2 separate regions of the Homo sapiens genome follow, and region 1 is linked to region 2. A link is a loop called in an ENCODE intact Hi-C map of the cell type or tissue named here. Cell type or tissue: heart right ventricle. All regions are shown on one strand.

What was found. Peaks named below come from ENCODE experiments on the same cell type or tissue, not always from the same donor. Only the 100,000 strongest peaks of a DNase experiment are listed, where the experiment ranks them.
Region 1: it touches region 2 in a loop (10-fold over the local background); 8 of 110 quality-filtered maps call a loop at or near these places.

What each region holds. Positions count from the first base shown.
Region 1 is chr19:13,428,155-13,436,154 of GRCh38, forward strand. All of the region lies in intron 3 of CACNA1A (calcium voltage-gated channel subunit alpha1 A), which reads right to left. Among named protein-coding and RNA genes, the nearest start is that of CACNA1A, 74 kb to the right of the region's middle. In heart right ventricle, CTCF peaks have their summits at 396 (motif pointing left) and 3,030; DNase peaks (open chromatin) are centred at 1,167 and 3,027.
Region 2 is chr19:12,973,460-12,981,459 of GRCh38, forward strand. It overlaps DAND5 (DAN domain BMP antagonist family member 5), which reads left to right. Exons shown (of 2, transcript NM_152654.3): 2 at 1-1,301. The coding sequence ends at 175. Among named protein-coding and RNA genes, the nearest start is that of DAND5, 7.9 kb to the left of the region's middle. RefSeq lists an enhancer at 973-1,479. In heart right ventricle, CTCF peaks have their summits at 4,553 (motif pointing right) and 4,753; a DNase peak (open chromatin) is centred at 4,562; H3K27ac peaks cover 622 bases.

The DNA.
Region 1 (8,000 bases), 450 kb after region 2:
TGACCTCAGGTGATCCACCTGCCTTGGCCTCACGACGTGCTGGGATTATAGGCGTGAGCCACTGCGCAGGGCAAGAGCTCTTATCTTATAGGCTCTTTAGAAGATTAAATGGGTTAATATTTGTAAAGGGCTCATAGTAAATGCTAGTTGTTATTCTCATCACAATTTACCTGGATTATTAGGCTGATGAGTGCAATGCAGTTGAACTGAAGTTTTACAAGGGCAGAAAGCAGGCCTGTCTTGTTGACCGATGTGTCATCAGGGCCTAGCACATAGTAGAACCTCAGTGAGCAATTTTGGAATGAATGAAGTATTTCCTTTTTACCTGCCAATATCCCCAAATGTAACAAAAACCATGACTACCATTTGCTGAGAATCTACCCTGGAGCAGGCCCCCTAGTGGGCATATTACACGGATCATCTCCTCGCATCCTCAAAACAACGCTGAGACAGGTGGCATCGTTCCATTTCACAGATAAGGAAACCGCAGGTCAGAGTGGCCCCGCAGCCTGTGAAGGGAAAAGCCAGAATTTTCGCCACGTCCACTGGGATTCCCAAATCCAAATGTTCAGCTACTTTCTGCCACCAGTGTTTCCTTCAACCTGCGATCCGCTCTCATGGATGTCACAGCCAATCACGTAGACCCCGAGAGCCCTCATGTTTGTATTTCTTTGCTTCTACCATATGTTCCCCCTGCTTCTTACTGAAGAATAGAAGCAGTTCAATGCCTCAGTTTCCCTACTCATAAAAGGAGGAAAACAACAGTGGTGTTCTCAGAATGGCCTTGAGGACGGCACAGGTGAATCACGCCTCAAACAGAGAGAGCCTCTGCAAATGGAATAGCCTCTCTACCACTTGCCTATGAATCCCCCCACCACCTTGACCCTCGGGCACACATCTTTAGATTTGCTGACCACCTTCTGAGCTGGGTCTCGCTCCTCTGCCCATTAGCTTTCTTTGCCCAAGCTGATTTATCTGTCATTTCTCCCCCTCCAGCCTCTATCACTGTGCGTACACACACACACACACACACACACACACACACACACACACCCCTCTTTCTCTCTCTTCTTGCAGCCTCTTCAGCCACTAAAATTAGCTCCATCTCTAGTCCACATCCCCAGCACGCCTGTCCTGGTTTCTCTGGGCTCCCAGCCACTTGCGATATTGTGTCTCAGATGCCACACGCTGCCTGCCTGATGTCACAGCCGCTTCCTAAAACAAGAGGTATTTTGAGATCTTGGAGGGGGTGGGAGCGGGGGGAAGGGAGGGATTTCACACATCTTCCTCCCGGGGTGTTTTTAAAAAACGCTGACACGAGAGATGTGTGCCCCCCTCACTGTGCCCCTCACTCCTATTTTTAGTTTCAAAGCGTCCAAAAAAAAAAAAAAAAAAAAGCTTCAGAGCCAATGAGACCTCTAAGGGCCCCAGTGGGTCAAATCTTGATTTAAAAAAAATTCCACTTCTGGGTCTATATCCAAAAGAATTGAAAGCAGGGACTCAGCTATTTGTACACACAGGTTTACAGCAGCATTATTTACAATAGCCAAAAGGTGGAAGCCAAGTGCCCATCTGGATGAACAGATAAGCAAAGTGTGGTCCATCCACACAATGGAATACGATTCGGCCTGGAAAAGAAGGAAATTCTGACTCATGCTACAATATGGATGAGACTGGAGGACATTATGCTCCACGAAACAAACCAGTCACAAAAAGACAAATACTGTATGATTCTACTCACAGGGGGGACCCAAAGTAGCCAAATTCACAGAGATAGAAACTAGAACGGCGGGTGCCAGGGGCTGGGGGAGTGGGGAGTGTGGAGTAGGGTGGGGGGAGTGGGGAGGGGGGAAGGGGGAGTCGGGGAGAGGGGAAGGGGGAGCGGGGAGTGAGAGTTTCCTGGGGGCAGAGCTTCAGTTTTGCAAGATGCAAAAGTTCTGGAGATGGATGGCGGTCCTGGTTGCACAACAATATGAATGTACTTAACGCCGCTCAACTAAACACTTAAAAAATGGTACATTTTATGTTATGCATATGTTACCACAATGAAATATATATATATATTTTTTGAGACAGAGTTTCGCTCTTGTGGCCCAGGCTGGATTGCAATGGCATGATCTCAGCTCACTGCAACCTCCACCTCCCGGGTTCAAGCGATTCTCCTGCCTCAGCCTCTCGAGTAGCTAGGACTACAGGCGTGCAATGCCACGCCCAGCTAATTTTTGTATTTTTAGTAGAGACAGGGTTTCATCATGTTGGCCAGGCTGGTCTCAAACTCCTGAACTCAGGTATCTGCCCGCCTCGGCCTCCCCAAGTGCTGGGATTACAGGCGTGAGCCACCATTAGAACAATGAGACAAGCAGGTCAGGAGGAGATAGCACATGGACAGGGGGTGAGGATGTTACCACCTAGTCATGGCAGGGGCTTGATGCCCCTGGAAGATTTTACTGGCACAATTCATATTACAAATTATTTAGTGAATACTTACTATGTGCCAGGCTGTGTTCTAGGCTCTGGGGGAATAGCAGTGAACAAAACAGACAGAAGTCCCTGCCCTCATGGAGCTGGCATTCTAGTGGGGGCAGGGGATTGGCAATAACCAATAAACAAGTAAATATAGCTTGGCAGATGCTCTTCAGGGGTGTAGAGGGAAATTAAGCCTAGAGGCGGGGAGTGGGGTGGCACAGTGCAGGTGAGGCAGTTACATGTTAGAAGGACACTTGAGCAAAGACCCAAAGGAAGTGAGGGGGGAGCCAAGCAGATATCTGGGGGAAGAGTGTTCCAGGCAGAGGGAACAGCCTGTGCAAAGGCCCTGAGGCTGGGGAGTGCTTGGTGTGTAAGGGACAGCAGGGAACTTGTGTAGCTGAAGCCGAGTGAGTGGAGAGGAGAGTGGGAATAGAGGGGGATGGGGGATCACAGGGGCAGAGTTTGTGGGTCCCTGTGAGGAGAATTTGGGCTTTTTCTCCAAGTGAGGTTGTGAGCAAAGAGGAGCCAGGTCCTGACTCAGTGGCTCACAGGTGCCCTCTGGCTGCTGTGTGGGGAACAGTCCTGGGGGTGGGGCAAGGACTGAAGTTAAGAGACCAGATTGGGGTGGAGGGGCAACTGGTTTAGTCCAGGCCAGCAAAGATGGGGGCTGGACCGGGGTGGGGCTGTGAAGGTGGTGAGAGGTGGGTGGTGGATTCTGGGTAGATTCTGAAGGTAGAGCCAATAAGATGTGCTAACAGATTGGATGCAGGGGGTGGAGAAAAAGAGGCATAGAGGCATAGAGGAAGATCTGGAGGTCTGAGGCCAGAGCACTGCAGGGGGTTAAAGCCGCCTTTACCTAAACAGAAAATAGGGCAGGAGGAGCAGGTTTGGGTGACGGTGGTCTTTTGGAGGAGCTGTAATCCCTCTAACACCTCAGAGTCAGCTGCACACCCATGTTCATGACAGCACTCTTCACAATAGCCAAGATGCAGGTACAACCCAAATGTCCATCAGTAAAGGAATGGATGAAGAAAATATGGCGTGTATATGTACACAATGAAGTACTATTCAGTCTTTAAAAAGGAGCAAATTCCATCTTTTGCGACAACGTGCATGAACCTGGAGGACATTATACTAAGATGAAACAAGCCAGACACAGAAACGCAAATAGTACACAATCTCGCTTATATGTGAGCTCTAAAAAATTTGAGGCCGGGCGTGGTGGCCCATAATCCCATCACTTTGGAAGCCCGAGGCAGGCAGATCACGAGATCAAGAGATTGACACCATCCTGGCCAACATGGTGAAACCCTGTCCCTACTAAAAATACAAAAATTAGCTGGGCGTGGTGGTGCACACCTCTAGTCCCAGCTACTCAGGAGGCTGAGGCAGGAGAATCGCTTGAACCCGGGAGGCTGAGGTTGCAGTGGGCTGAGATCATGCCACTGCACTCCAGCCTAGCAAGAGAGTGAGACTCCGTCTCAAAAAAAAAAAAAAAAAAAAAAATTTTAGGCCAGGTGCAGTGGCTCAACGCTTGTAATCTCAGCACTTTGGGAGGCCGAGGTGGGTGGATCACTGGAGGTCAGGAGTTCCAGACCAGCCTAGCCAACATGGTGAAACCCCGTCTCTACTAAAAATACAAAAATTAGCCGGGCCTGGTGGCAAGCACCTGTAACCCCAGCTACTCGGGAGGCTGAGGCTGGAGAATCGCTTGAACCCAGGAGGCGGAGGTTGCAGTGAGCCAAGATGGCACCATTGCACTCCAGACTGGGTGACAGAGCGAGACTCCATCTCAAAAATAAATAAATAAATAAATAAATAAATAAATAAAAATTAAAAATTTCAAAAAATAAAAAATTTGAACCCATGGAAGCAGAGAGAATGGTGGTTACCAGGGGCTGGTGGTGGAGGGATTGGGGAGATATTAGGCAAAGGATACAAAGTTTCAGTCAGACAGGAGGAATACGTTTTAGAGATCTTTTGCACAGCATGGTGACCACAATTAATGATAACGTATTGTAGTGTATGTTTCAACGTACTATACAACATAATGTAATATACAACATAAGGTATTGTATATTTCAAAATTGCTAAAAGAGTAGATTTTAAGCGTTCTCACCACAAAAAATAAGTATGCGATGTAGTGGATATGTTAATTGGCTTGATTTAATCATTCAAAAATGTAAACATATATCAGAACATCCCATTGTACTCCATGAATATATATAATTAATTTTTCAGTTAGAAAAAAAGTCAGGCTGGGTGCAGTGGCTCATGTCTGTAATCCTAGCACTTTGGGAGGCTGAGGCAGGAAGACTTTTTGAGGCCAGGAGTTTGAGACCAGCTTGGGCAACATAGCAAGACCCCGCCTTTATAAAAAAACTTAAAAATTAGCCAGGCATCTGGCTCATGCCTGTAATCCCAGCGCTTTGGGAGGCTGAGGTGGGCGGATCACGAAGTCAGGAGATGGAGACCATCCTGGCTAACACGGTGAAACCCCGTCTCTACTAAAAATACAAAAAATTAGCCAGGCGAGGTAGCAGGCACCTGTAATCCCAGCTACTCGAGAGGCTGAGGCAGGAGAATGGCATGAACCTGGGAGATGGGGCTTGCAGTGAGCCGAGATTGCGCCACTGCACTCCAGCCTGGGCTACAGTGCGAGACTCTGTCTCAAAAAAAAAAAAAAAAAAATTACCCAGGCATCATGGCGTGTGCCCATAGTCCTAGCTACTCAGGAGGCTGACGTGGGAGGATTGCTTGAGCCTGGGAGGTCAAGGCTGCAATAAGCCATGATCACACCACTGCACTCCAGCCTCGGCAACAAAGCAAGACGCTGTCTCAAAAAAAAAAAAAAAAAAAAAAAGTCAGCTGAAGAAGATGGACCCCCAGGGACATGGAAACTGGTTTGCACCCAGAGCCTTGGATCAGGGCCTGCATTGTGGGGAAGTGACCTTGGTCTGGCTGGTAGGCGGGGGATGCAGGTCAGATTATTGACCTGGGCTTTGGTGTCTCATCTGCTAATAAGGGATGCAAAAAGCCCCAACCTCAGAATCTCTGGGAGGCACCAATGGGAGAATTCTTGCAAAGGGCTCAGACAGCCCTTCCCTGCATAGCACCCAGCAGAACAAGAGCAAGTATAAGTATTAGCAATGGAATGGTTGCAGTGTGTCTAGCTAACCTCTCCTGGGCAACACTGCATCATCCAGTGGCCATCCCCTGGGAACTAAGTCAAGCAGCAAACGTCTGGAAACAGGGTCTTTACTTTCCAGAATCAGATAATCACAGAATCAGCAACCTCTACTCCATGTATTGAGTGTGGCAGTTAAGAGCTTCGACACTGAAGTCAAGCTTCCTCATTTAAACCCCAATTCCACCACTTCCTAGCCGTGTGGCTTGGGGCAAGTCCTCTAGCTTTTCTGAACGTCAGTTTTCTCATCTGTAAAATGGGGAGATTGAGAGTGAATGAAATAATCCCTGCAAAGCCCTAAGGGCACAGCCTGGCCACACACATGTTATATCTGTGTTCACTATTGTTGTTGTTATTATTATTTTTAGAGATAAGTTTTCGCCCTGTCACCCAGGGTGCAGTGCAGTGGCGTGATCATAGCTCACTGCAGCCTCGACCTCCTGGGTTCAAGTGATCCTCCTGTCTCGGCCTCCTGAATAGCTGGGACTACAGGCTACTGTTATTACTGATACCTTCATTTGTCCTGTGAAATAGGTACAATGAGCCCCTGAGATATTAGGTTGGTGCAAAAGTAATTGTGGTTTTTGCCATTACTTTTAATGTACTTTGGATCTGTGTCTGTCCGCAACCAAATCTTATGGCGAATTGTAATCCCCAATGTTGGAGGTGGGGCCTGGTGGAAGGTAATTGGATCATGGGGGCAGATTTCCGCCTTGGTGCTATTCTCGAGATCGTGAGTGAGTTCTTGTGAGATTGGACATTTAAAGGTGTGTAGCATCTCCCCACTCTCTCTCTTCCTCCTGTTCTGGCCATGTGAGGACACCTGCTCCAGCTTTACCTTCTGCCATGATTGTAAGTTTCCTGAGGCCTTCCCAGAAGCTGAGCAGATGCTGCCATGCTTTCTGTAGAGCCTGCAGAATCGTGAGTCAATTAAACCTCTTTTCTTTATAAATTACCCCAGTCTCAGGGTTTTTATTTATTTATTATTATTATTATTATTTTTACAAGGTCTCACTCTGTCGCCCAGGCTGGAGTGCAGTGGCATAATCATTGCTCACTGCAGCCTTGACCTCCCAGGCTTAAGCAATCCTCCCACCTCACCCTCCTGAGTAGCTGGGACCACAGGCGCGTGCCACCACACCTGGCTAATTTTTGTACTTTTAGTAGAGACAGGATTTCACTGTGTTGCCCAGGCTGGTCTGGAACTCCTGGGCTCAAGCAATCTTCCCACCTTGGCCTCCCAAAGTACTGGGATTATGGGTGTGAGCCACTGTGCCCAGCCAGGCATTTTTTTTTTTAATTTTTTAAAAATAATTTGTTTTTTGAGATGGAGTCTCACTCTGTCTCCCAGGCTGGAGTGCAGTGGCGCAATCTTGGCTCACTGCAACCTCTGCCTCCTGGGTTCAAGCAATTCTCCTGCCTCAGCCTCCTGGGTAGCTGGAATTACAGGTGCATATCACCATGCCTGGCTAATTTTTTTTTTTTTTTAGAAGAGATGGGGTCTTGCTATATTGCCCAAGCTGGTCTCACACTCCCAATCTGCCCAACTCAGCCTCCCAAAGTGCTGGGATTACAAGCATAAGCCATCACGCCCAGCCCCAGCCAAGCATCTCGTTATAGCAATGTGAGAACGGGCTAATACAGGCCCCAATTTTCAGATGGGGAAACTGAGGCTCAGAGAGACAACAGTCTTGCCAGAGGTCAGCAGAGCAGCAGAGGTGAGCAGGAAGGGTGCTCTGCCAGCCTGTCCTCATTTTCCCAGATGTACACTGGGGACAATGACGGCACCTACCAAGAAAGATGTGCCTGGAGGATTAAATGAGATAATTTACTCAAGATATTGAGAATAGCACTAGGTACAAATTGTGGATGAATGTTGGTGTTTATCATAACTCCCTCGGGTCACTCGGCTGGGCACTGGAGAAGCCCATGACTGTCTGACTGCAGGGTCCAGCTCCTTATTACAGAGCTTTGCTGCTGAACCTACAATTTAAAAACACACAAGGCTTTACTTGTTTTTGTTTTGTTTTGTTTTAAGATGGAGTCTCACTCTGTCATCCAGGCTGGAGTGCAGTGGCGCAGACTCAGCTCACTGCAACCTCCACCTCCCCAGTTCAGGTGATTCTCATGCCTCAGCCTCCCGAGTAGCTGAGATTACAGGGATGCACCACCAAACCCAGCTAATTTTTGTATTTTTAGTAGAGATGGGATTTCATGATGTTGGCTACGCTGGTCTTGAACTCCTGACCTCAAGTGATTCACCAGCCTCGGCCTCCTAAAGTGTTGGGATTACAGGTGTGAGCCACCGTGCCTGGCCTGCCTTTGCCTGTTTCTTCAGAAAGGACAA
Region 2 (8,000 bases):
CTACATCCCTGGCTCGGACCCCACCCCACTAGTCCTGTGCAACAGCTGTATGCCTGCTCGCAAGCGTTGGGCACCCGTGGTCCTGTGGTGTCTCACTGGCAGCTCAGCCTCCCGTCGACGGGTGAAGATATCCACCATGCTGATCGAGGGGTGTCACTGCAGCCCAAAAGCATGAACTGAGCATCGTGGATGGGTGCACGGAGACACGCACCTTGGAGAAATGAGGGGAGATGGACCAAGAAAGACGTGGACCTGGATGATGTACTCTGGGTCAAGAGACCAGGGATGCAGGGTTAGGCAGACAGGTCCCCAGAGTCCTCACCCTGCTCCCCAGACAGTAGACACAGTGCCCGTCCTGGAGTTGCACCACTGATAGTCACAGCACACAATGATTGACAACTCACTTTTTTTTTTTTTTTTTGAGATGGAGTCTCGCTCTGTCGCCCAGGCTGGAGTGCAGTGGCGCAATCTCAGCTCACTGCAAGCTCCACCTCCCGGGTTTATGCCATTCTCCTGTCTCAGCCTCCCGAGTAGCTGGGACTACAGGCACCCGCCAACACGCCCGGCTAATTTTTTGTATTTTTAGTAAAGACAGGGTTTCACCGTGTTAGCCAGGATGGTCTCTATCTCCTGACCTCGTGATCTGCCTGCCTTGGCCTTATTATTTTTTTTTTTTAAGGACAGAGTCTCTCTCTGTCACCCAGGCTGGAGTGCAATGGCGCGATCTTGGCTCACTGTAACTTCCACTTGCCAGGCTCAAGCAGTTCTCCTGCCTCAGCCTCCTGAGTAGCTGGGACTACAGGCACCCGCCACCATGCCCAGCTAATTTTTGTATTTTTAGTAGAGACAGAGTTTCACCATATTAGCCTGGCTGGTCTCAAACTCCTGGCCTCAGGTGATCTGCCCACCTCGGCCTCCCAAAGTGCTGGGATCAAATCCACTGTTAATCATTAGGCTGAACTGTCTCTTATAGAATGAGGTCAAAGACACTCCCAGTTGCAGGGAGGGTAGATGGCCCCACCCAGACCGAGAGACACAGTGATGACCTCAGCCTAGGGACACCAAAAAAGAAAAAAAAAAAAACCCAAACCAAAAACGCAAACCAAAGCAGGCAGGCAGACAGCTGCTGGGGGAAATCCTGGGGTCCTTGAGACAGAGGCAGGACCCTCGTGTTCCCAGCTGCCTCTTGCCTTGATAGTGGTGCTGTGTCCCTCTCAGACCCCCCACCTGAGTCTCCACAGAGCCCCACGCCTGGCATGGCATTCCACAGAAACCATAAAGGTTGGCTGAGTCCAGCTGTCTATATGTGCATCTGTTTGTTCCTCCAACTGGGGTTCCCTGGGAGTGGGTGGCCCCATGACAGGGTGTGGGCATCTGAGTGCTCCCTCCCCAGCTGGGGCTCAGGGTCTTCAGCGGGCGAGGGCGGCCTGGCTTTGGGCGGCTGGAACCAGGGCCCTGGCAGATGGGCCTGTCTGGCACAGACGCAGGGACATGTGGCGTTGTCAGTGTTGCCTCCAAATGCCCCCCGGAGCGTGGGGCGGGGAGCCGGCCAGGCCCTTCTCAGCCCTCTTCCTGCCTCAGGAAGGAAGGCCTCAGGTGAGGGGAGCAGGAGGGGACCCGAGGAAACAGATGGGCCAGTGGGGCGTGGGAGCCTGAGACCCCTGACCTCACAGGCCTCACAGAGAGATGGGAACGGGACAGGCAGGCAGCTCCCAAGGCCCCTTGCTCGAAGGGCCCTGGAGGGGAGGGTCATGAAGGGCTCTGGGGGGGCTGCCCCATCCCTGTTCCCTCCAGAGTTCTGTGCCAAACCCCAGGCAGTGTCCGAGTGGGCAGCTCAGCCCTGGCACCATGGGCAAGCCCCCCTCTGGTGGGCATGAGGCATTTGCCTTCCCTCCCTCTGCTGTGCCCACCTCCTGCCAGCCAGGGGAGCCAGCTGGGAACCTTGGTGCCAGGGGAGCCCCCAGAGTCCCTGTCCCCTCCCGGGCAGTGCCAGCCGGCCCCTGCCCCGCCCCCCCAGGCCCAGTAATGGGTGGGTAATGAGTGCTGGGGGAGCGGGGGAGGGGCAGGGGATGCAGGTGCCACAGGCGCTGGCACGGGGGCCGCTAATCAGGTTTGCCAACGCCATCTGTCACCGCACGAGCATCTGGGGCTCAAGGTGACCCTGTCACCCTCAGTTACAATTATGAGTTTGGCATCTGTATTAAAGCCCGCCAGCCGGCCAGGCGGGGGACGGCTGGGGTGGGCACGGGGTTGCACGGTGAACCCCATCCCTGGGGTACCCTTCCCAGGGGCTGCGTGGCTGCCAGGCGTGGAGCTTCTTAGGGGACTATGTCTGTGTGTGTATGTGTGTGTGTGTGCACACCCATCCCAGTCTCCACAATTCTTAAAGTGTGTCCGGGTGCAGGGCTGGAAATCATAGGTTTGTGTGTGTCTCCATGGTGGCTGTGTGTCTAGGAGTTTGGTGGGCTGGCTGGGGGCGGAGCTCTGAGATTTTGTGGGTGCACAGATGTTCGTGCATCTGCATGCTGGGACAAGAACGTATGGAGGAGGGTGTCTCTTTGGATGATGGTGTGTCTTTTTCTTTTATTAGTAGTATTAATTATTATTCTTATTTGAGTCAGGGTCTCGCCCTGTCACCCAGGCTGGAGTGATCATGGCCCGATCCCTGCAGCCTCAAACTCCTGGGCTCAAGTGATCCTCCCTCCTCAGCCTCCCGAGTAGCTGGGGCTACAGGCTCATGACACCACGCCCAGCTAATTTTGTTTATTTTTTTGTAGAGACAGGGTCTCACTGTGTTGCCCAGGCTGGTCTCGAACTCCTGGGCTCAAGCCATCCTTCTGGTTTGGCCTTCCAAAGTGCTGGGATTATAGGCGTGAGCCACCACACCCAACCTGATGGGGTGTGTGTGTGTGTGTGTGTGTGTGTGTAAATGCACAGGGGTAGGTTGGGAGGGGTATCAGCTTTGGGAGAGGCCATGTGCAGTACTGCTGAGCTCCTCAGCTATCCCTTTGTTTCTATCTTCGCCAACTCCTGCTACGTGGCTGTGATCTGGAGGGCTCTGAGGACGGCTTAAGAATCTGGATTTTGGCTGGGTGAGGAGTCTCACGCCTGTAATCCCAGCACTTTGGGAGGCCAAGGCAGGTGGATTCATTGAGCTCACAAGTTCGCAACCAGCCTGGCCAAAATGGCAGAACTATGTCTCCACAAAAATATATTAAAAATTAGCTGGGCGCCGGGCGTGGTGACTCATGCCTGTAATCTCAGTACTTTGGGAGGCTGAGGCGGGTGGATGACCTGAGATCAGGTGTTCAAGACCAGCCTGGCCAACATGGCGAAACCCCGTCTCTACTAAAAATATAAAAATTAGCCAGGCGTGGTGGCGCGTGCCTGTAATCCCAGCTACTTGGGAGGCTGAGACAGGAGAATCGCTTGAACCCAGGAGGCGGAGGTTGCAGTGAGCCAAGATGGCGACACTGCACTCCAGGCTGGGCGACAAAGCAAGACTCCATCTCAAAAAAAAAAAAAAAAAAAATTAGCTGGGCATGGTGGTGTGTACCTGGAACCCCAGCTACTCAGGAGGCTGAGGTGGGAGAATGGCTTGAGCCTGGGAGGCAGAGGTTGCAGTGAGCCAAGGTTGTGCCACTGCTTTCCAGCCTGGGTGATAGAGCCAGACCTTGTCTCAAAAAAAAAAAAAAAAAAGAAAGAAAGCTCTCAATTTTGTAAGGTAGCCTTTGGATTCTAAATTCTTGGAGCTAGATTCTGGGTCTGGTGGATTCTAGTTTTGAGCAATAGGATCTAGATTTTTGGAATCTGAATCCCGGAGTATGGTTTCAGTGGCACCATCATAGTTCACTGCAACCTCAGACATGTGCCACTACACCCAGCTAATTTTTAAGTTTTTTGTAGAGATAAAGTCTTGCTATGTTGCCTATCGTGTCCCAAACTCCTGGCATCAAGTGATCCTCACGCCTTGGCCTCCCAAAATGCTGAGATTATAGCTGTGAGCCACCACGCCTGGCTGAGTTCGTGGATCTGGAGTATAGATCTTGGTATGATTGGAATCTTTTTTTTTTTTTTTTGAGATGGAGTCTCACTCTGTTGCCCAGGCTGGAGGGCAGTGGCGCAATCTCAGCTCACTGCAAGCTCCGCCTCCCAGGTTCAAGCGATTCTCCTGCCTCAGCCTCCTGAGTAGCTGGGATTACAGGTGCCCACTACCACACCCAGCTAATTTTTATATTTTTAGTAGAGACGGGGTTTCGCCATGTTGGTCAGGCTGGTCTCGAACCCCTGACCTCAAGTGATCTGCCTGCCTTGGCCTCCCAAAGTGCTGGGATTACAGGCATGAGCCACCGTGCCCAGCCCGGTATGATTGGACTCTAGATGCTGATCCTGGGTCCTGGGATCTGGATTACCGGCTCTTAGTTCTGTATCTGCGTTCCTGCTTCTGGACTTCAGTCTCTGGGCCTGTGTGCTCTGTGTCCTCTCTGTCCACAGCTCCAAGTTCAGCAACTGGGCGGCTGCCTGTCGTCCCTCCATGGATGGGTGCAGAGACCACCTATGGCCACCAGGGGACACCCTTGGTCTACATTTGGTCCAAGCTGCCCGACTGGAGGAGGAGTCTGGGACCACTGTGGCCCAGTTGGACTCAGCCCTTTCAGGAGGACCAGGGGCTGGACATCACTTTCCCCCACTTCCATCCCAGTCTCTGCTGGGACCTGAAATCTGTCAGCCCCCACTGACTCAAACGTGGAGAACTGGACTGAGCACCCCCACAGTGTTCTGAACAGTACCGTGGGACAAGGTGCCTGCCCAGTGAGTAGGTCAGACCCAGGGTTGAAGCCATGTGTGTCCATGAGGGTGACAATGAGTGTCTGAAAACGTGTCCAGGTGTGAAGGCGAGGGTGCACCATTCATCAGGAGTGGCCACATATGACAGCATTGCTAAGAAGTGTGAGCCTGGGAGGCGCGGTGGCTCAGGCCTGTTGTCCTGGCGCATAAGAAAGTGAGGCCCAAGGCCGGGCGGGCGGATCACGAAGTCAGGAGTTCGAGACCAGCCTGACCAACATAGTGAAACCCCGTCTCTACTAAAAATACAAAAATTAGCCTGTCGTGGTGGCGCGTGCCTGTAATCCCAGCTACTTGGGAGGCTGAGGTATGAGAATTGCTTGAACCCAGAAGGCGAAGGTTGCAGTGAGCTGAGATAGTGCCACTGCACTCCAGCCTGGGCAACAAGAGCAAGACTCCGTCTCAAAAAAAAAAAAAAAAAAAAAAAAGTGAGGCCAGGCGTTCAAGCCCTCATCTATGTAACAAAACAACAACAACGACAACAAAAATGTGAACCTGTGTGTTGGATGGTGTGTGGCCACCACTCACTGTATTCACATGTCTGATAAGGTCCTCATGAGACAGTGCACCTACACGGTTGTGTCTATAACTGGGAGATGTCACCAGGAGCCCTTGTATGAGTCCGTGTCCATGTCATATTCATGTGTCTGCGTCTATGATTGTGTCACTAGGAATCTATAGGTATCCATAGGTATGACTGGGACCATCTAGGGGAAGTGTCACTGGGTGACGGTGTCCTGGAGTGTCAGAAACAGTGTCCTGGCTGGGTGCAGGACCTGTAATCCCAGCACTTTGGGAGGCTGAGGCGGGCAGATCACCTAGGTCAGGAGTTCAAGACCAGCCTGGCCAACATGGTGTAACAGTGTCTCTACTAAAAATACAAAAATTAGCCAGGCATGGTGGTGTGTGCCTATAATCCCAGCTACTAGGGAGGCTGAGGTGGGAGAATCGCTTGAACCTGGGAGGCAGAGGTTGTAGTGAGCTGAGATCATGCGCCATTGCACTCCAGCCTGGGTGACAGAGCGAGACTCTGTCTCAAAAAAAAAAAAAAAAAGAAGCAGTGTCCCAGCACTTTGGGAGGCCAAGGTGGGAGGATCATTTGAGCCTAGGAGTTCAAGACCAGCCTGGGCAACATAGCAAGACCCTGTCTCTACAAAAAATTTAAAAAATTAGCGGAACATGGTGGCATGCACCTGTAGTCTCAGCTACTCAGGAGGCTGAGGTGGGAGGATCACTTGAGCCCAGGAGTTCAAGGCTGCAGTGAGCTATGATTGTGCCACTGCACTCCAGGCTGGGTACCAGAGCAAGACTTTGTTTCAAAAATAAATAAATATGGCTGGACATAGTGGCTCATGCCTGTAATTCCAGCACTTTGGGAGGCTGAGATGGGCAGATCACCTGAGGTCAGGAGTTCGAGACCAGCCTGGCCAACATGGCGAAATCTGGTCTCTACCAAAAATACAAAAATCAGCCAGATGTGGTGGCATGTGCCTGTAATCCCAGCTACTCGGGAGGCTGAGGCAGGAGAATGATGGAACCCAGGAGACAGAGGTTGCAGTGAGCTGAGATCGCACCACTGCACTCCAGCTTGGGCGACAGAGTGAGACTCCATCTCAAAATAAATAAATAAATAAAATAAAGAAGCAGTGTTCCTGAAGGCTGAGCCTCTGTGTCAACAGTGTCTTATCAGGGGCTGTGTGAAGGTGTGTAGGACAGAGGGTATGCTTTCTGAGAGTACCAAACCAGGGTGAGTGGAAGGGGCAGGTGGGACCAGAGACTCTCAGAGCAGGGAGCTGGGGTTGTTTCCAAGTTTCTCTCCTTCATTCCCTCACATCTGGGTATATCTCACCCTCCATCTTGCTATGTCTTTTTTTTTTTCCCTTGGGACAGGGTGTGGCTCTGTCACCCAGGCTAGAGTGCAGTGGTGCGATCATGTCTCACTGCAGCCTCAAACTCCTGGGCTCAAGTGATCCTCCCACCTTAGCCGTAGCTGGGACTACAGGTGCAGGACACCACGCTTGGCTAATTAAAAAAATTTCTTTTTTCTTTTTCTTTTTCTTTTTTTCTTTTCTTTTTTTTTTGAGACAGTGTCTCACTCTTGTTGCGCTGGCTGGAGTGCAATGGTGCAATCTCGGCTCACTACAACCTCCGACTCCCAGGTTCAAGCGATTCTCCTGCCTCAGCCTTCCAAGTAGCTGGGATTACAGGCGCATGCCACCACACCTGGCTAATTTTTTGTAGTTTTAGTAGATACGGCGTTTCGCCATGTTGGCCAGGCTGGTCTTGAACTCCTGACCTCAGGTGATCCACTCGCCTTGACCTCCCAAAGTGCTGGGATTACAGGCGTGAGCCATCGCGCCCAGCCCTTAACATGTTTTTTGTAGAGATGAGGTCTTACCATGTTGTCCAGGCTGGTCTCAAACTCCTAGGCTCAAGCATTCCACACACCTTGGCCTTTCAGAGTGCTGGGATTACAGGTGTGAGCCATCACACCCGGCCGCTATGTCTTTCTATGGCTGTGTGTCCTCTGACCTCTCAGCACTTCTGACTTTGTCTGGCTATCCCCATTCCCCTGATTTTTTTTTATTTTTTATTTTTATTTATTTATTTTTTTTGAGACAGGGTCTCACTCTGTCGCCCAGGCTGGAGTGCGATGGTGTGATCTCGGCTCACTGCAACTTCTGCCTCCCAGGCTCAAGAGATTCTCCTGCCTCAGCCTCCCGAGTAGCTGGGATTACAGGCGTCCACCACTACTGCCCGGCTAATTTTTCTATTTTTAGTAGAGACAGGTTTTCACCATGTTGGCCAGGCTACTCTTGAACTCCTGACCTCAAATGATCCACCCGCCTCGGCCTCCCAAAGTGCTGGGATAACAGGCGTCAGCCACCGCACCCAACCCCCCATCCCCTGATTTTTCCCATTGCTAAGCACAGCACACCAGGCAAGGAGGGTCCAGGGGTATTGGCTGACTGGTCCTGTCCCGTCTCTCACCCCAACCCTTCCTCTCCCATCTTGCTCCCGGGCTCTGCCTCTCCGTGGTCTTCTCCCTCCACCCGTCCTTCCTCATTGGTGTGTTTCTCTCCACCTTCCAGGTCTCTCCCGTTGTTTCTCCCTCTTGGATTCCCCATGTCTTTCCCTATCTCTGTCTCTGTCTT